Regions from separate parts of the Homo sapiens genome. Here region 1 is linked to region 2. Evidence: read pairs that join two places in POLR2A ChIA-PET (ENCODE). Cell type or tissue: Panc1. All regions are shown on one strand. Links, peaks and the distances in the headings refer to the core of each region. The heading gives the core; the rest is flanking DNA. Region 1 holds the start of LOC124903960 (a long non-coding RNA gene). Region 2 has its middle 29 kb from the start of TMEM97.

Region 1 (9,785 bases), core at 640-8,639, 740 kb after region 2:
AAGGTGTTATCCCCGCGAAGTGGAAGAGGAGGGCCTTTGCTTGCTTTCTAACACTTCTGTACTTGCTTGGTGTTGAAAAATTTAAAACTCCCATCTCTCAGTAACAATGGATAGCTGATCACATCTTGTGTGGGCTAAAGGAAAAAAAATGGGTGAAGACACACAAGGAAGCTTTGCCCAAAATCCATGGAAGAAAAGCCTGACTCGGGGGCACAGAATACAGGAGTAAAAACATCACCCCATGATCCGTGCGGCAGAGCTCCAACTGCTGCACACAAACATTACATAGGAGCCAGTGGGAAAAGCACATGATGAAATACCTCGAAGAGAGCATGGTATACAACTTACAGGAGGGCAGACACATCTGAGAGGCAAGGCAAAGCCACCATCTGGAGGGTTCAGGGGAAGGTACCACTCCACATGGTCTCTCCGAACCACCTCACCTGACAGAACTCCTTCTACTCTAGGCTTCTTTACTGTCCAGAAGCAGCAGCCATCTGAGGAAAGGACTTAAAAGGTCACTTAATCTGTCATTTCTCATATGGATAAACTGAGGCCCAGAGAGATGAAGTCACTTGCCCATGATCTCACATTGTGTAAAAGGCAGATAGGCCCATTCTAGATACCCATAGGATCTCAGGTCCTGCCTGGGTCAACCATGGCCACAGCCATGCAGGTCCATCCTGCTTCCACTGGACAGTGGTTCTGGGAGGCAGGGTTACCTCCCTGCAGTGCCCACCACAGTGGGCACCAGCAGCCAAGTGAGCGTGCTATGTCTAATTCTTGCCTGGAAAGAGGGGACAGATGCCATGACTTTCTGGCCTCCGCTATCCCCCCAGGACTCCTCCTGATGCTGGTGGTGTCTTTTGGTCCAACCTCTCTCACACGTACAGGGAACCATTCCTTCAGGGTGCCAATCTCTGCAGTCTGAGCTACCTTGGAGGAGACTTCTCTCCAGGCCAAACTTCAGGGTCAGGCAGAGAGGGGTCTAGCTCTAATATCCTCCAAACCAGACCAGCTGCCCCACAGAAATCCCCAAGGACCTATCCCCACCCCCTGGGCCAGGTTTCTGGAGATCTTGTTGGGTTTTAGGTCCCTCCCGAAGCTTGACAAAGGGAAGTCCCTTTCCCCACAGACCTGGATCAGGCTGTCCCATGGGGCCACTGGCAGGACCTTGGCACTCCTCCCCCTCCATGTGAGCCAAGCTGTCCTGTTGGCCCTTTAGGGGCTCTCTAGTTTCCTAAACAACAGGAGGGCTAAGGCACTAAGTCAGGACAGCCAGGGAGAAAATACAACTTTGCTTCTAGCCTCCAAGGCACCAGGCCAGTCTGGACATAGCAGAGGCCACACCAACCCATGAAGGCCTGGGCACCCTAGAGGGATTCCTGAGGCAGGACTAGGGCAGGCTGGAATCTGGGCCCTGCACCACACTGACCATTCAACACACCCAGGGACCCTGTTCCCTCCTCTGACTCTGAGTCTTCTTCTGTGGGCATGGCCCTACGCAATTTCTTAGGAAACATACAGGGACAGGAACAGGGATGAGCTGGGGGTCTTAACTACTGCCCAGCCAAGTACAAGTTTAGAAAAGGTATATGTGCAGTTTACTGTCTGGTCCAGGTACACCTGGAATGAGAGTCTCATTAAAAAGTTGAGCAGGCCAGGCACGGTGGCTCATGTCTGTAATTCCAGGACTTTGGGAGGCTGAGGCAGGAGGATCACTTGAGCCCAGGAGTTCAAGATCAGCCTGGGCAACATAGAGAGATCCTGTGTCTACAAAAAAATTAAAATATATATATAGCCAGGTGCAGTGGTGCGCACATCTGCAGTCCCAGCTACTTGGGAAGTGAGGCGGGAGGATCGCTTGAGCCCAGGACATTGAAGCTGCAATGAGCCAGGATCGCATCACTGCACTCCAGCCTGGGCAACAGAGCGAGACCCTGTCTCAAAATATATAAATAAATAAATAACCGTTGAAGAAAAAGACTGCTTTTATTGTATTTTAAAAGACACTTTGGAAACATTCACTAAAATCCAGCCTAGCAAGTTCACTTCTAGGTTTTTTTCCCTGTAGAAATACACAGGTGCACAAAGATGTTCTTGGTAGCAGTGTTTGTAACCATGGAAATACAGGTCTTTAAGGGGAAAGAGCAGGTTCCTGAACCAAACGTCTGGCCTGATCTCATGTGTACAAAAGAGACAACACGCAGAGGAATGTGAGGGCCAGAAAATGTTCAGAAAGATGAGCAGGCTTCAGGGAAATGGGATGCAGCAATTTTCTTTCACTTTATCTCCTTTGTTTCATTTTACCCCCTACAATAAACACATCTCTTCTAATAAAACCAATGGTTCATTTGAGAAGATGAAAACGTTCCAGTGGTGACAGTCACAAAACAGTGTGAAAGTATTTAATGTCATTGAACTGTAAACTTAGAAATGATTAAAATGGTAAATTACGTTATACGTATTTCACCACAGTTTTAAAAAATAAAAATAATAAAATCAAAACAAAGCAGAGCGAATAACTCACCAGGCTCCCTGGGGAAATAACTGATTCTAGAAGTGGGGTTAGTAAAAAACAGAGGGGGCTGAAGCATACTGTAGTGTCAGAAAGCAAAGGAAGTGCTACACACGGAAGTGCTACACACACACACACACACACACACACGCCAAACAAAACTGAAGGATGGGCAATGTCACAGAGTGCAGGAACAAACCTGCAAGAACTCCCAATGGCCAAAGCTGGAAGAACTTGAGAAACAAAATAAATCATGTAGTATTGGATTAGAACCCAATGTGTAAAAGAAAAAGACATGAGCCTATACTGATATAAATGACTGAATGAATAAATAAACGGAGGAGAAAAGACAACTCTTTCCTACAGAAAAGTTCCAAATAATCTGTGTAGATACACCCCCAGAGGAGATGGAGCTTAACCCACCTACCCCTCATACCCCCCAATCCTAAGGGAGGGCTCACTTCCAAAAAACAAAGTAGTGTCAACGTCATGAAATTAAGGGAAGACTGAGAAACTGTCACAGAGCAGAGGAAACTGGGGAGACATGATAAATCAAAATAATGTAAACCATGCGGTGCCCTGGATTGATCCCAGAAAAGAGAGAGGACAGTAAAGGAAAAACTGGTCAAACCTACATAGTCTGGAGTTGCGTTCATTGTAATATACCAGTGTCATTTCCTCAGTTTTGACAAAGGCACTGTGGTCACGACAACGTTAATGATGGGGAAACTGGGTGAGGGGTACATACGAGAACTCTCTGTACATCCCTGCAACTTTTCTGTAAATCTAAAATTATTCCGAAATAAAAAGTTTATTTAAGAAAATAAACAATGGTTTAGAACAGTGGTCCCCAACCTTTTTGGCACCAGGAACTGGTTTCATGGAAGATAATTTTTCCAGGGACAGGGAGCGGGGGATGGTTTCCAGAGGATTAAAGTGCATTACATTTATCATGCACTTTATTCTATTACATTGTAATATATAATGAAATAATTATACAACTCACCATAATGTAGAATCAGTGAGAGCCCTGAGCTTGTTTTCCTGCAACTAGACAGTCCAATCTGGGGGTGATGGGAGACAGTGACAGATCATCAGGCATTAGATTCTCACAAGGAGCACATAACCTAGATCCCTCGCGTGTGCAGTTCACAACAGGGTTTGTGCTCCTGTGAGAATCTAATGCTGCTGCTGATCTGACAGCTGGCGGAACTCAGGCGGTAATGCGAGCAATGGGGAGCAACTGTAAACACGTTCCTCCTGCTGTGTGGCCCAGTTCCTAAGAGGCCAAGTGGACCGGTACCTGTCAGTGGCCTGGGGGATGGGTCCCCTGTTTTAGATGACAACCCACGTATGCCTAGCGTTCCATTGTTGGAATGCTAAGCACATGGGAGTTATTTATATCCTACTGCTCAAGGTCATTGCCAAGGTCTGACCGCAAAAATTCAAAAAACTGCAACCTCTGGCATAAATGGGTTAAGAAGTCAAAAGATTCTCTGACAGACGTGGGTTTTTAATGCATGACAGACATGGGTTTGGAACTCTGGCTTCTGAATACTGCACCTATTTTTGATGGGCAGAACTTACAGAGCCAATTCCCACTGAAAGCACACAGAATCCATCAGGGCCAGGGTAGGGGTCAGGGGCAGCAGTGGGTATCGAGTCAGAGTCCGAAGAACTGTCTGGGTTAAGAAACAGAATAAAATAGACCCACACCCCTGGGGCCAGCCCTTGCAGCTGAAGCCCTGGAGAGCTGCTCTAACTCAGGGTTCCCCCATCACTAGGCTTCCACACATGTACAAGGAGAAACTCTCAGAGGTAGAACTGAACCAAGGTAGCCCTCTCCCCAGTCTGTAGGAGCTGAAGCTGGGTTTACTAAAGGAAATAGCCTTTTCTTTCTGGGCTTTAGAATACTCTGGCTATAGCCCAGGAACTGACATGAGATTTGGGAGGAAGAAAAAGAGAAATCTTGAGAAGGGGTTTCTGGAGAGTCTGGGGAAGATGGAATGACAGCAGCTAATGGTTCCTTGTGGTTCTTAAAGCCCAGGAAGAAAGCTGCCAGGCCCAGGTACCTCCAGCAGGCTCCTGCAGCCCAGTCTGCCCTCCTGCTCCCCATCCACTCCAGCCTCACTTCCTCCTGGCCCTGCTGGTGAGGACACCCTTGGTACCAACTGGGGGGACGGAAGGAGGACACTTGGCCCAGCTCTGTCAGGCTGGTGTGCCGCCCTCTCTGTCCTAAGCTCTGGGCTGACTCCCGCTATCTCTCTTGATTCAGAAAACTGCCTCTAGTCAGCCATTCCCAGCCTTCCTTCACTCCCCAGGAGGCTGTTGAGAGCTGCCGTATGTGCAGGCCTCTCTAGCTGCCTCTGCTGGGTCTGGCTCTCACCTGGGATTAACAGCAGCTGAGGGTAAGAGAGAGGTGGGAAATTGTTAATTTTTCCTCCTCCACCCCCGCACTTGACTTTCACAACTGCCTGTGCCAGCAAGCAGCACATGGGTTATTCCCATTTCACAAGAGGAGGAGACTGAAGCTTTGGAAGGTGAAAGGGCTTGGCCAGGTGCCTGAATCCAGGCATTCCAAGAAGAAGGAGAGAGAAGTGGTTGAGACGGAGGACTCACAGTCAGGTGTGGAGGGGCACCCGGCTCTACTCCTCTGTGGCTCTAGGACCCTGGTGAGTTTCTATACCCACTGAGTGCTAGCTTCCTCAACTGTGAGGTGGGGAAAATGGTCTCTATTAAGTAGGGTGTTGGGATAATTAAACAACACATCAGTGTACCCATCATGACACGCCAGATGTGCTATGTGTCAACTTTGAGGCAAAAGAACCCAGAGGCTCTCAGGGGCCCCAGGACCCCACTGTGGCCACCAGTGCAGCTCAATAACCAGATAGCAGAGGCCTCCCAGGAAAGGGCTGCTCAGGCTCCTGGCAGCACAAACCCTTCATGAATGAAAAGGACGTTGGCATGGGAAGAGGGGAGTGCTACTGCATCTAAGAAATCTTTGGGTCACTTGCCCTAGCCTTCCTGGAGAGGGCCATCTCCCCTGGGGGCACCAACTCTCCCAGGGCTCATGGCAGGTGACTCATGGAGGTGACTCATGGCAGCAGGCATAGCTGGGAAGGGGGTTCTTTGGGGCTATGATCCCTACACTGGCCTCTCTTGCAGGACTTAACTGAAAGCCAGAGCTAAGAGTAACCTGTGTCACCACCCACTTGGGGCCAAACCCTGGGCTATTGGAGACATCCACCATGTCATGATGAAATCTACTTATTCAGTAAATAAATAGGTATTTATTTTTATATCTGTCGCAACCAAGCAACTGCCATATTGGGCCCGACACTCAATGGGGATTTTGTGGCAAACAAACCCAAACAGCAAGGCCGTGTCTCATGGTGCTCGCATCCCAGGGGGAGCAGACAGACCACAGACAACAAATCGGTTAGGTCACTCCAGAAAGTGGTCAGTGTCATTGAGAAAATAAACTCAGGTGCGCAGGCGAGAATGATGGGCAGGGGATGATCTTTAGATCACATCACCAGGGACGACTGCCTGGAGGCGGTGACAACACTCAACACCAGAAAAATATTCAAGGGATGAGTCATGGGCAGAGCACTCCAGGGAAGTGGGGAGCAAGTGCAAAGGTTAGAGTCTACCGAGCAAAGGAGAAGGTGAGCAAACAGAGGCGAGAGAGGCCAGATCAAGGAAGGCATCTGGCGTTTATCCTGAAGGAAACAGGAAGCACTGAAAAAGGATGGGATCCAAGTCACCTTTCTAGGTGAGCACCCTGGCTGCTGGGTGGAAAATGGAATGCAAGGGGCGAGGTGCCACTGCAGAGATTCTGCAGGAGGTGACAGCGGCCTGGACCGTGGTGCTGGAGGCAGGGAGGGAGAGAGGCAGGCGGGTCTGCAGTGTGCCTTGGGGGAGAGCCACAGGGCCTTGCCCACACAGGTAAGAGCAAGGGAAGAAGTTATAGCACATTTTAATTTGGACTAGCCATGTTCTAAATGCTTGATAATCATGAGGCTTGTGACTACCTTACAGGACAGTCCAGATAGAAATTTTTAAAAGATTTCCATATTGGGGAGAGGAAGGAAAAAAAAAAAGACCTTAATGATCATAGATTTTCTGAGTGTTAGGAGTATGTATGTGATTTCTTTCCTTCTCTGTTTCCAAAGTATCTATATATAATGAATTCATGCTACTTTTTACACAGCAGCAAAAGCCAATATTTTCAATTTTAGGATAGAAGTAGGGGATTTATGAGATCTGACTGGGTGAACCATGCCTGCCAAGTAGGACTAATCCGCACTCCATGAGAGCTGACCTGCACCCCTGGCACCTGGCACAGTACACACTCCGAGTATGCTGGTTGGTTAGTTGGCTGGCTGGCAGGTGGGTAGGCTGCACAGACAGGAAGAGAGAACAATGGAAGGAAGACAGCATATTGTAGCAGTCAGAAGATTAAACTAAATTCTGACTCTTATTTCCAAATTCCAAGCTATCATTTACTAGCTGTGTGATTTTAAACAACTTACTTAACCATTCTGTGCTTTAATTTCCTCGAGTATAAAATGGCAACAATGATAGTAATTTCCTTATAGGAGTTCATGAGAAGTGAGATTATCTATCTTACAAAACACAGAAACATTTAACACAGTGTCTGCCACACAGCCAATGCTTCCAGATACGTTGGCTGTTGTAAGTATGATGAACAAATCAATGCCCAGCGTGGGGCTGCCCTAGTTCATCAGGCAATAGCATCCAGGGCACTTGTTGGAGCCACATGTACCCTGGATCCCTCCTGGCGCTGCTGTCCCTCCCCATCCTCCTTCTCAAGACTAGAGAGCATCAACCCTTAGTCTTAGCCACGGGGAAGCTAGCCCTCGGGTTTGTGTGTGTTCCCTCTGCTTGGCCCCTCATGCCTATCCCTATGCTGAGAACCAGCTTGCATACCTGCACCACCTCCGGCCTCACGTTGAAAGTGTACAGCCAGTCGCTGAAGCGGGGGTAGCTGTTGAGCTCTGGGGTCCTCTCACCGGGAGCCACGCTCAGCTTGCACTGCCTCTGCTTACAAATGTAACGGACCAGCTTCGCCTGCAGAAAGTCCAAAAAAGAAAAGCCTGTGTTCATCTGCAGCCCAACCATATGGCAGGCCCAAGCACACTACAGAGGAGCTCAGGCAGACACAAGCAATGTGATGAGGGAAGGGGCTGGCTCTCCTCTCTGCTGTTTGCAGGGGAGGGGAAAGGGTGGAGAAGGGTCTGGGAGAACAGGCAGAGGCTGGTGGCCACCCATGAGCCCCCTGCCCTACCCAGGGCGGCTGACACTGCCCACCTCAGGACATGAGCGTCATGGGCAACACTGGTCAGAACAGAGAGCTGGGTTAAATAAAAGGCAGCCTTCCTACCAGCCTGGCCAACATGGCAAAACCCTGTCTCTACCAGAAATACAATAATTAGCCAAGCATGGTGGCGCATGCCTGTAGTCCTAGCTACTTGGGAGGCTAAGGTGGGAGGATCGCTTGAGCCCAGGAGGTCAAGGCTGCAGTGAGCCATCATCACACCACCGTACTCCAGCCCGGGTGACAGAACAAGACCCTGTCTCGGGTAAAAAAGAAGGCTTTCCTGCCAGGGTGGGGTCAGGGAGTTGGTAATTGCTAATATGGAAGACCTGCTGGTTTGGGGAGAATGGGTAACCTCCCACCTAGGATGCTTCCAGCGAAGAATCCAACTGCCTGGGTTGGGATCCAAGGGCTCAGTCACACCCTAGCTCTGTGACCTTGGACAAGTTACTTAACCCCCTATAAAAGTCTCCATCTTGTCAAAGGTCTCCATCTTGTCCTCCAGAAAAATGGGGATAATAGAAGCTGACTCTCAGAGAGACGGAAGAAATGACGCATTTGGCACATGGTGAGCACCACAAGTGTAGCCATGACCACTGAGCAGCAGCAGTATTGGCCAGGGTCCTGGACTCGGATTCCCAGTAGGCTTTCAGGGATCCACACCCTGAAATGTATGCAAATTTCAGATATGCAAGTCTGTGTATTTTCTAGAGTTATTGTCCAAAGCTTTCAAAAGACTCGCAAATGGCTAAAACTTCAAATAAGAAAAGCTTACACAAGGACAGCCTGACTTGGGTAAACCCGACAAACACTGGGCTCTGGCTGGGTGCCCAGCATTGGACTGGGGAACACGGGATACAGAGAAGCACAAGGAGGGCATGGCCCAGTTCTGATGAAAAATAAGGGACTCGCATTCCCAACAGAGGCCAGTTAGGCTCGACAGATGGAAACGAGCTCACTGCCAGAAGACCAGGGAGTTGCCTGGCTTGGCTACGGCCAAGTGACCCAGGGACCCAGGGAGAGCTCCTGAAATGTTGCTAAGACTCTGGTGGCCTCCTAATGGTGACTTCCAAGTGTCCCCCCAAAATAAGTACCACCTTCACAGTCTCTTACAGGAACCTGTCTTCTGGAGACACTTCTCAACCCTGCTGTCCCTCATGGTTGTGGTGTTAATTCATTCCTTTTCCTTTCATCTGTAAATATAGGTTGTGCATTTCGAATCCAAAAACCCAAAATCCGAAACGCTTCCAAAGACCCAGAAGCTGAACCTCTCCAAAATCTAAAACATTTTGAGCACTGACATGATGCTCCAAAGAAATGCTCACTGGAGCATTTTGGATTTTGAACTTTTGGGTTTGGGATGCTTAGCCATTAAGTATAATACAAATATTCCAGAATTCTAAAAAATCCAAAATCCAAAACACTTTGGACCTCAAGCATTTCAAACAAGGGATACTCAGCCTGTATCTCACTATATTTTTCTTTTTTTTTTTTTGAGATGGTCACCAAGGCTGGCAGGCTGGGGTGCAGTGGCACGATCTTGGCTCACTGCAACCTCCGCCTCCTGGGTTTAAGTGATTCTTGTGCCTCAGCTTCCCAAGTAGTTGGAAGTATAGGCGCATGCCACCATAAAGGGCTAATTTTTGTATTTTTAGTAGAGACGGGTTTTCGCCATGTTGGACAGGCTGGTCTCCAACTTCTGACCTCAGATGATCTGCCCACTTCTGCCTCCCAAAGTGTTGGGATTACAGGCATGAGCCAGCACTTTCGGAGGCTAAGGTGGGCAGATCACTTGATCTGAGTATAAAACAAAACACTTAGGACCACTGCACCGGGACCTTAGCACATTTTTCTAAAGAGCAAGGACTCTTGTTAACAGAGTCACAATATTTTACGAAGAAAAAAATGATGAATTAATAATTTTTA
Region 2 (9,785 bases), core at 1,129-9,128:
ATCCTCCTGCCTCGGCCTCCCAAAGTGGTGGGATTATAGGCGTGAGCCACTGCACCTGGCTAGACCGCAGATTTTGTAAGAGCCCAGGAGAGAGAAGATAATGAAGACTGAAATAGAGTTGGCTTTTTGATAGAATTTGTCCCATTGGTTTGCATAGTTGTAAGTGTTGGGTTGAACTGAATGGAAGTGATTGCTTTAGAAGAAGACCAGAAGACTAGATTTGCTTTTCCCTCCAATTTGAAATACCACTTCTATTCCAGGACACCCAGGAGCATTGTTGATTGTTACTCTCTTTGTTCAGGCACACAAGGTGGGGCCGTTTCATAGTAGCTAGCAAATCTGTTTGAATCCCAGAATGTTCATTTTAAGCATCAGAGACTTTAAAGTACAATCAGAATCTGCAGAGAGGAAAGGAGGGGGAAGAGATAGATAATGTATTTAAGAGAGCATAGGTAAATGGCTACTCATCTACTTTGAGTGATCCAAAATTATTATCAATTTTTGTTTTTAAGGAGATTTTAGGCAGGGTGCTGTGGCTCATGCCTGTAATCTCAGCACTTTGGGAGGCTGAGGCAGGAGGATCACCTGAGCTCAGTGAGACCAGCCTAGGCAACATAGTGAGACCCCATCTCTGTCTTCTCTTATGCCCCCCCCCAAAATTAGTTGGGCATGGTGGTGCATGCCCGTGGTCCGAGTTACTCAGGAGGCTTGAGGTGGGAGGATTGCTTGAGCCCGGAAGGTCGAAGCTGCCGTGAGCCATTATTGCACCACTGGGCTCCAGCCTGCGTGACAGAGTGAGACCCTGTCTCAAAAAAAAGGAAATAAAAAAGAAGAACAGTTTAGAATTTTGGTTCTCTTTAAGCTTTGACCTTCTTGAAAAGAGGAATAGGTTTTCTCTATATTTTACCTCCATCTCCATGGTAACAGGTATATATAGTAAGTACTCAATAACACATAAATCTATTCATTTAAAAATACAAGGGAAATTTAAAGCTCATTTGAAGTTTTTTTTTCTTTTTAATTGTTAAAAAATACGTAACATAGCCAGGTGCAGTGGCTAGCACCTGTAATCCCAGCACTTTGGGAAGCTGAGACAGAAGGATTACTTGAGGCCAGGAGTTGAGACCAGCCTGGGCAATATAGCAAGACCCCATCTCTACAAAAAAAATTAAATTGGCTGGGCTTGGTGGCACACACATGAAGTCCCAGCTACTAGGGAGGTTGAGGTGGGAGGATCACTTGAGCCCAGGAGTTGAGGGATGCAGTGAGCTATGATTGGGCCATTGCACTCCAGCCTGGGTGACAGAGCGAGACCCTGTCTCTGCTTAAAAAAAAAAAAGAATTCCCCCTTTCCAAAACATATAGCATAAAATTTACCATCTTAACCATTTTTAAGTGTACAGTTCTGTATGTTAAGTATATTCACATGTTGGTGTGAAGTCCATCTGTTTTAAATGGTTAGTGTCTTTATTCTCCAAAAAGAATGGAGCCTTATTCTGTTTCCAACATTAAGAATTGAGTTTGTTTCATAACTGGCTGTTTATTTCCTAGTGTCAGATTCAACAGTGTGCAGGCATTGTGCTGGTTTCTCTCACGTATCTCCTTCTGTAGCACCCACATAATTTTACCTAGAATATATCCACATTTATGGCATATTGAAACAAGTTATGACAGATTTCTTTAACTGTACTAAACCTTTGCTATAAATAACCACTCAAGAAAGCCCTGTCACTCTGGTGTAAACAGTCATGCCTTCTTGTTTTTTTTGTTTTTGTTTTTGTTTGTTTTGTTTGAGATGGAGTCTCACTCTGTCACCCAGACTGGAGTGCAATGACGCGATCTCGGCTCACTGCAGCCTCCGCCTCCCAGGTTCAAGCGATTCTCCCACCTCTGCCTCCCAAGTAGCCAGGACTATAGGTGGCGTGCTAACACATCCGGCTAATTTTTGTATTTTTAGTAGAGATGGAGTTTCACTATGTTGGCCAGGCTGGTCCCGAACTCCTGACCTCGTGATCCGCCCATCTTGGCCTCCCAAAGTGCTGGGATTGCAGGCTTGAGCCACCGCACCCAGCCGCCTTCTTGGTATTTTATAGACTAGGCATTGCATGTAATTTCTGGGCTTATGCTTTTGTAAGCTCTTTGCATTGACTAGTTTATTGTCAACTTGCCTTTTTATTTGAGTTTAGGACTCTAACATATCTAACACGCAACCATCCACTAAAATTTTAAGCCTGGTCTCTTTGGGCTTTCTTTATCAAAGGCTTAAAAATTATCTTGACCCATGCAAGGCTTTTGCCAACAAAAGTTGCAGTCCTTGAGGCTCCAATGCCAATATCTTGTCACTGGATAGATGGGAGAATAGGGCGTGCAGACTCTGAAGTGAAGTTATCTGTGGCAGGATACAAATTGAACTTTGTAAACTGAGTTTATTTTTGTACTTCTATTTTCATATTCATGTTTTGTTCTCCCTTAGTATTTGCTAAAATATTTCAGAAGTTTTAAAAAAATTATCATATGTGGCAGATAAGTGATTGTTAGTATTAAAAAATAAAAGACCTGCAGAAAATATATGTTGACAAGATATCTGAAGGAAACAACACAAAGAAAGCACAACTGATGAGAAATATTATGAACAATTATTTATTGTAGAAGCAGAAGATGTGTTTAATTCAGAGTAAAGCAAGAGTGAATGATAGTTGTATTTTGTAGCAGTTGGACTAGATTCAGTTCTGGAAATTGTTTTATAACCTTTTGGCAGTTTTGAAATGAAATGTAGTTCAACATTTTTATTTTTCTGTGAAATACATTTAGTCAGTAGGTGTAGCCCAGTAGGTGTAGACTTACATTGTCTAAGAACTGTTTGATGATTTGGCTGAGTCTTTGGTCACAGACAAAAGTTTAGCCCCTGGGAAAAATAAGTGGGATCTGATATTATTTCATATCTCACCCTGTCTAGAAGTTTCGATCAGTACATTTAGACAACCAACAAATATTTACTGACCTAACACTACATTCTAGTTATACCAGCTGTAAATACTGTATGACAAGGAGAGAGTAGATAAGATGGTTCCTGACCTTCAGGTTTATTTTCCAGTCTCCCAAGCCTTATTTGTTTAAACTGCTGTAGACCTTTGAAGTTTCCTTAAAGCCAAGGATGTTTTCTACTTCTGTGTACTCCTTTCATGCTTAGAATTAAGTATGTGATTGGTCTGAATATTTAATTGAAAAATCGTTTCAACCTCCTTGTGAGTAGGAAGTCTCATTAATTTTTGCATAAAAGTACTTGGTGCAGGATATAAAAGCAGAGTGCTAATATTTGGAAATATGAGATCTGGGTTTGAGTTTGGCACTACCAATTCCTATAAGTAAAGGGACAAGGTACCACCACTGAATTATTTTCCTCAGCAATAAATGGAAATTAAAATCTCTACCCATCTTCTTAAAGAGTAGTTATGAAGACAAAGTAAGTGAACTCACATTATACAAACTGTAAAAGTGCCATATAAATGCTTATTATTAATACCTATTGTATAGTACATAGTTATTTTAACTGAATTAGAGATAATCCATCCTTAGGTCTTCCAAGTCTAACAACAGTACTAGTTAATATGCTTTGTATGTGATAGATGTTGGACTTCAGGATCTGTGCTTTTAATGTTATATGTGTTTTAGGACCCCTAAATTCCTAATTTTGGTGTTGGTTTCACTAATTCTGAGCTCACTAGTCATCTCTACTTCTGAGTCTAACTTCTAAAAAATCATCTAAAAAGAGCTTCAGTTACTCAGTAGTGGTGTTGGGACAACTGAATAACAACCCAGAATTTAAATAACTGGATCCCCATTGTCATTCCTTACCCCAGATAGATTCCAGATGAATAAAAGCTTTAAATGTAAAAAATGAAATCATAAAATTATTAGGATGAACAATGGTGGAATTATCTTAAAAATAATATTTGAATAAGAAAAACTTTTCTAAGCTTAACCCAAAACTTAGAAGCCATAAGACATGGACAAATATGCCTAGTATTCCATTATTGGAATGCTAAGCATCTGGGAGTTATTCGTGTCCTACTGTTCAAGGTCATTGCCAAGGTCTGATTGCAAAAATTTAAAAAATTGCAACCTCAGGCATAAATGGGTTAAGAAAAGTATAAGGCCAGTCACAGTGGCTCACACTTGTAATCCCAGGACTTTGGGAAGCCAAGGTGGTGGATCACTTGAGGCCATGAGTTCAAGGCCAGCTTGGGCAACAATAAGACCTCGTCTCTACAAAAAATTAAAAAAAAAACAGATTAGCCGGGTATGGTGGCATGCACCTGTATTCCTAGCTATTTGGAAGGCTGAGGTGAGAGGATCGCTTGACTCCAGGAGTTTGAAGTTGCAGTGAGCTATGATCCCGCCACTGTACTCCAGCCTGAGCAACACAGCAAGCCTGCCTCAAAAAAGGAAAGGATAAATTTGGTTATATTTCATCATAACAAAGTCAACAAACAAATAGACTGGGAAAAATATCTGTAATATCTCATTATAGGCAAAGAACAACTTTGCTTCAGGGATTTATCAGTTTAAGAAAGACCTAAATATAATAGAAAAGGGGAAATGGTATGAACACTGTGTACAGAAAGGCAATATAGATGGCCTTTACTTTTTATTATTTATTTTTTTGAGATGGAGTCTTGCGCTGTCGCCCAGGCTGGAGTGCAATGGTGCAATCTCGGCTCACTGCAACCTCCAGTTCTCAGGTTCAAGTGATTCTCCTGCCTCAGCCTTGTGAGTAGCTGGGATTACAGGAGAGAGCCACCACACCTGGCTAATTTTTTTGTATTTTTAGTAGAGACGGGGTTTCACCATGTTGGCCAAGCTGGTCTTGAACTCCTGACCTCAGGTGATCCACCCACCTTGGCCTCCCAAAGTACTGGGATTACAGGCGTGAGCCACCATGCCTGGCCACAGATGGCCTTCAAATATATGAAAATATTCTCAACCATTCTCATAGTAAGAGACGTGCATATTAAACTATGAAATGTTAGCTTGGTAAGATTATGGGAAAATAGGTACTTACACCATAGCCATGAGAATAGAAATTGGTGAAAGCCACTACAGAGAACAATTTAGATTACTTAAAAATTAAAATGGAGGTATTCTTGAATCCAGCAATTTTTTTTTTTTTTGAGACCATGTTGCTTTGTTGCCCAGACTGGAGTGCAGTAGCATAATCATAGCTCACTGCAGCCTTGATCTCCTGGGCTCTAGTGATCCTTCTGCCTTAGGCTCCTGAGTAGTGGGGACTACAGGTGCACACCACTATGCCTGGCTAATTTTTAAGAAACTTTTTATAGAGACAAGGTTTCACTATGTTGCCCAGGCTGGTCTCAAATTCGTGGGCTCACGCAATCCTCCCACCTTGGATTCCCACAGTGCTGGGATTACAGGTGTGATCCACCATGCCTGGGCTAGTCGTGCAATTTTTTTTTTTTTTTTTAGATGGAGTCTTGCTCTGTCGCCCAGGCTGGAGTACAATGGCGCGATCTTGGTTCACAGCAACCTCTGCCTCCCGGGTTCAAGCAATTCTCCTGCCTCAGCCTCCTGAGTAGCTGGGACTACAGGCACCCACCACCACGCCTGGCTAATGTTTATATTTTTAGTTGAGACGGGGTTTCACCATGTTGGTCAGGCTGGTCTTGAACTGCTGACCTCATGATCCGCCCGCCTCAGCCTCCCAAAGTGCTGTGATTACAGGCGTGAGCCACTGGCCTGGCCATATTCATGCAATTAACAAAATTTTTAGGATATAAAATTCTTAAGCATTTCTTCCTGGTTACTAAATAATTAATATAACACACAGTTGCTTCCTGTGTAATAACACGTACATTCCTTTTGTTGATATTGAAGCAGATTTTTCAAAGTTTTGTTAGTTTTATTTGGAATATATCTCCAGACATCTCACACATCTTTTAAAGAACATTGTATTATGTTTTGGGATTGAAATAAATAAATGTAAAAATTTTACTTTATAAAATCATTAGCTGAAAAAATGTGTTAAGAGAGATGAACATTCTCTACAGCTTGGGTAGTAAAACTGAGGCATTTTATTGTGAAATATTAAAATGGTGCATTCTGTGGGTATACAGGAGTGTGCCTGTAAATTTATGTTTGTATTTGCTTGATGATGAAGATAAAAATTTGTGTAACGATAGACTCTCTGAAGGGAAACTGAGTTGCATTTTCCTGTATTTAAAAAATTTGATATCGGCCGGGCGCGGTGGCTCACGCCTGTAATCCCAGCACTTTGGGAGGCCGAGGCGGGCGGATCACGAGGTCAGGAGATCGAGACCATCCCGGCTAAAACGGTGAAACCCCGTCTCTACTAAAAATACAAAAAATTAGCCGGGCGTAGTGGCGGGCGCCTGTAGTCCCAGCTACTTGGGAGGCTGAGGCAGGAGAATGGCGTGAACCCGGGAGGCGGAGCTTGCAGTGAGCCGAGATCCCGCCACTGCACTCCAGCCTGGGTGACAGAGCGAGACTCCGTCTCAAAAAAAAAAAAAAAAAAAAAAAAAAAAAAAATTTGATATCATGTACTTGTATTACTATTCAAAAAATATAATTGTTTTAGAAAAGACCTAGAGTGGGCAGAGTGAAAGCAGAGTAGGGTTGGGGCATTTCTTCGGTTTTGCTTATGTATACCTCCTTCCCAGTCTTGTTTCAGTTAGGAAATAAATGGTGACTACAGTAGAGTAAGGCCTGCATTAGGTAAGTCTCAACAATATTTAGTCTACATTTTATGACTAAATGAAAATTAGATTTTTTTTTCCACTAGAAATGAGGTCTTGCTATATTGCCCAGGCTCCTGGCCTCACACAATATTCCCACCTCAGCCTTGCAAAGTGCTAGGATTACAGGCAGAAAACTAGATTTGAATTCAATACAATAGAATAGAAACATGTAATGTTACAATTTAGGCCTTATGGTTAAATTAGAATGCTAATTAATATTGCACTAACTTCTGACCTGGTGTGGTGGCTCACACTTGTAATCCCAGCACTTTGGGAGGCTGAGGCAGGAGGGTAACTTGAGGCCTGGAATTCAAGACCAGCCTGGACAACATAACAAGACCCTGTCTCAACAGAAATAGAAAAATTAGCCAAGCCCAATGGCACATGCCTGTAGTCTTAGCTACTTGGGAGGCTGAGGGGAGAGAATTGTTTGAGCCCTGGTACTGGAGGTTGTAGTGAGCTGTGATGGGCCACTGCACTTCCTGCATTCCAGCCTGGGCAACAGAGCTAGACCTGTCTCTATAAATAAATTATGCAAGACCTGTCTCAATCAATCAGTATCAATATTTTACTAATTTCTTAAGAAACATCATTCTTTGAGAAAATATTTTTATTAATATTATAGTGACATAGATACATTTTTCTGAATAGACTTTGCAGAAGCTAAGTTGTCTTTGTATCTTCCTTTTCCTTTTCTTTCTTTATTTTTTTATGAGATGGAGTTTCACTCTTGTTGCCCAGGCTGGAGTGCTGTGGCATCATCTCGGCTCACTGCAACCTCTGCCTCCCAGATTCAAGTGATTCTCCTGGCTCAGTCTCCCAAGTAGCTGGGATTACAAGCACACACCAGCACACTCAGCTAATTTATTATATTTTTGGTAGAGATAGGGTTTCACCATGTTGCCAGGCTGGTCTTGAACTCCTGACCTCAAGTGATTGGCCCGCCTTGGCCTCCCAAAGTGCTGGGATTACAGGCGTGAGCCACCGGGCCTGGCCTTACTTTTCCTTTTCAATTCATATTTTCCTTTGTAAAAAGGAAATAATGCTTAATATTTATTATGTGCCAAATATTGATCTAGAGTCTAGATGTTTTGCATTGTCTCATTTAATGAAATAGATATTAGTATGCTCATTTTATAAATTGAAAGTTTTGGAAAGTTTATACAGCTACTGAGTCTCTGCCATTCAAACATAAGCCTGACTTTGAAATCAATATTCATACCTTTTCCCTTCTCAGGAAAAGCTGATACTGAAAATAGGAATAGGTAGGTGGTAGGATAGCAAACATGCAGCTCCCCCAAATCACAAAGCAAGGTATGGATTGTCAGAAAGGCTGAGTTATACAGAGAGCTGGCGTAGCTGAAGGAGCATATAGCTGTAATCTCTGTTTTTTTGCTAATTAAATGGGCCTTGGAGTCTTTATTCAGTTGCCAAAGGCAAGCATAATTTTAGTTATTTACAAACCAGATTTAATAAGGTATGGGCTCTATAGAGTCTTTGACCTTTTTAATGGAATAAATATAAACAATAGAAAAGAGGCCCAGATAATAAACAAGATTAGTCAGAATTGGCTGTCAACAGTAAGAGGTTAGGTTTTAGGGATAAAATAGAAAAGGAAAGGGCCGGACGTGGTGGCTCATACCTGCAGTCCCAGCACTGTGGGGGACCAAAGCAGGAGGATTGCTTGAGGACAGGAGTTCAAGAGTAGCCTAGGCAATATAGCGAGAGCCTGTCTCTACAAAAATTAAAATAAATATGAGGATGAAAGGGATTGCAGGAGAGGAGAGGGAATGAGAATGGGGAACTTGCATGCTGTATATAAAGGGACTACTTGTTTCCTAGTACAGAGATCATCACATTTAAAGGATAAATTAAAAGACCTTAAATGTGAGTTAAGTCAAGAAAAAATAATAATCAGAAAAGAAGTTGCAGTTCCAGTGGCATGTGCCTGTAGTCCTAGCTACTCAAAAGGTTAAAGCAGAAGGATCAGTTGAGCCTGGGAGTTTGAGCCTGGGCAACATAGTGAGACCCCATCTAAAAATTAGCCAGGCAAGGTAGTGCACACCTATGGTCCTAGCTACTTGGGGGGCTGAGGTAAAAAGATTGCTTGTGTCTAGGATTTGAAGGTTACCGTGAGCTATGATTATGCCACTGCACTGCAGCCTGGGCAACAGAGCAAGACCTTGTCTCTAAATAATAAAAATAAAATGCTATAAGGGTTCAAAAGAAGAGTGACTAGGGATGACTTCGGAAAGAAGTCCTGAGGAGAGAGGAATAGGTATTACCAAAGACAGGAGATACTGATGTATACACAGTAATTGCAGTTGACAAAGAGTAGGCATAGCTAATTGGAGCAGATTGTGTCTATGGCATAGTGGATTTCATGCATTCTTTAACAGAAGAAACCACCTCAAAATTTTTTTTTAATGTTGAACTTCAGTATATGAAAGAGAAGGGAAGCCCACACAGTGTTTTTTTTGTTTTTGTTTTTGTTTTTGAGACGGAGCTTCGCTCTTGTCACCCAGGCTGGAGTGCAATGGCGTGACCTTGGCTTACTGCAACCTCTGCCTCCTGGGTTCAAGCGATTCTTCTGCCTCAGCCTCCCCAGTAGCTGGGATTATAGGCATGAGCCACCACGCCTAGCTAATTTTTGTATTTTTTAGTAGAGACAGGGTTTCATCATGTTGGCCAGGCTAGTCTCGAACTCCTGACCTCAGGTGATCCACCCGCCTCAGCCTCCCAAAGTGCTGGGATTACAGGCGTGAGCCACCACACCCGGCCCACTCAGTTGTTTTGATTGAAGCAGAGTTCTAGGTCTCCAGGAACAGTTTAAAAGCTATAGGCTGGGTGCGGTGGCTCACGCCTGTAATCCCAACACTTTGGGAGGCCGAGGCAGGTGGATCATGAGGTCAGGAGTTTGAGACCAGCCTGGCAACATGGCGAAACCCCATCTCTACTAAAAATATAAAAATTAGCTGGGCATGGTGGCGCATGCCTGTAATCCCAGCTACT

The links. ChIA-PET counts read pairs that join two places held together with the same protein. Peaks named below come from ENCODE experiments on the same cell type or tissue, not always from the same donor. Only the 100,000 strongest peaks of a DNase experiment are listed, where the experiment ranks them.
Region 1: POLR2A ChIA-PET joins it to region 2 with 10 read pairs; 2 of 35 experiments call an interaction of 5 or more read pairs at or near these places.

The regions. Positions count from the first base shown.
Region 1 is chr17:27,548,395-27,558,179 of GRCh38, reverse strand. It overlaps KSR1 (kinase suppressor of ras 1), which reads right to left. Exons shown (of 21, transcript NM_001394583.1): 2 at 7,472-7,612. It overlaps LOC124903960 (a long non-coding RNA gene), which reads left to right and starts at 6,093. Exons shown (of 2, transcript XR_007065680.1): 1 at 6,093-6,293. In Panc1, for the core only: no CTCF peak of the experiment used is centred there; a DNase peak (open chromatin) is centred at 5,615; H3K27ac peaks cover 2,037 bases.
Region 2 is chr17:28,285,208-28,294,992 of GRCh38, reverse strand. It overlaps the pseudogene KRT18P55. Among named protein-coding and RNA genes, the nearest start is that of TMEM97, 29 kb to the left of the region's middle. In Panc1, for the core only: no CTCF peak of the experiment used is centred there; no DNase peak of the experiment used is centred there.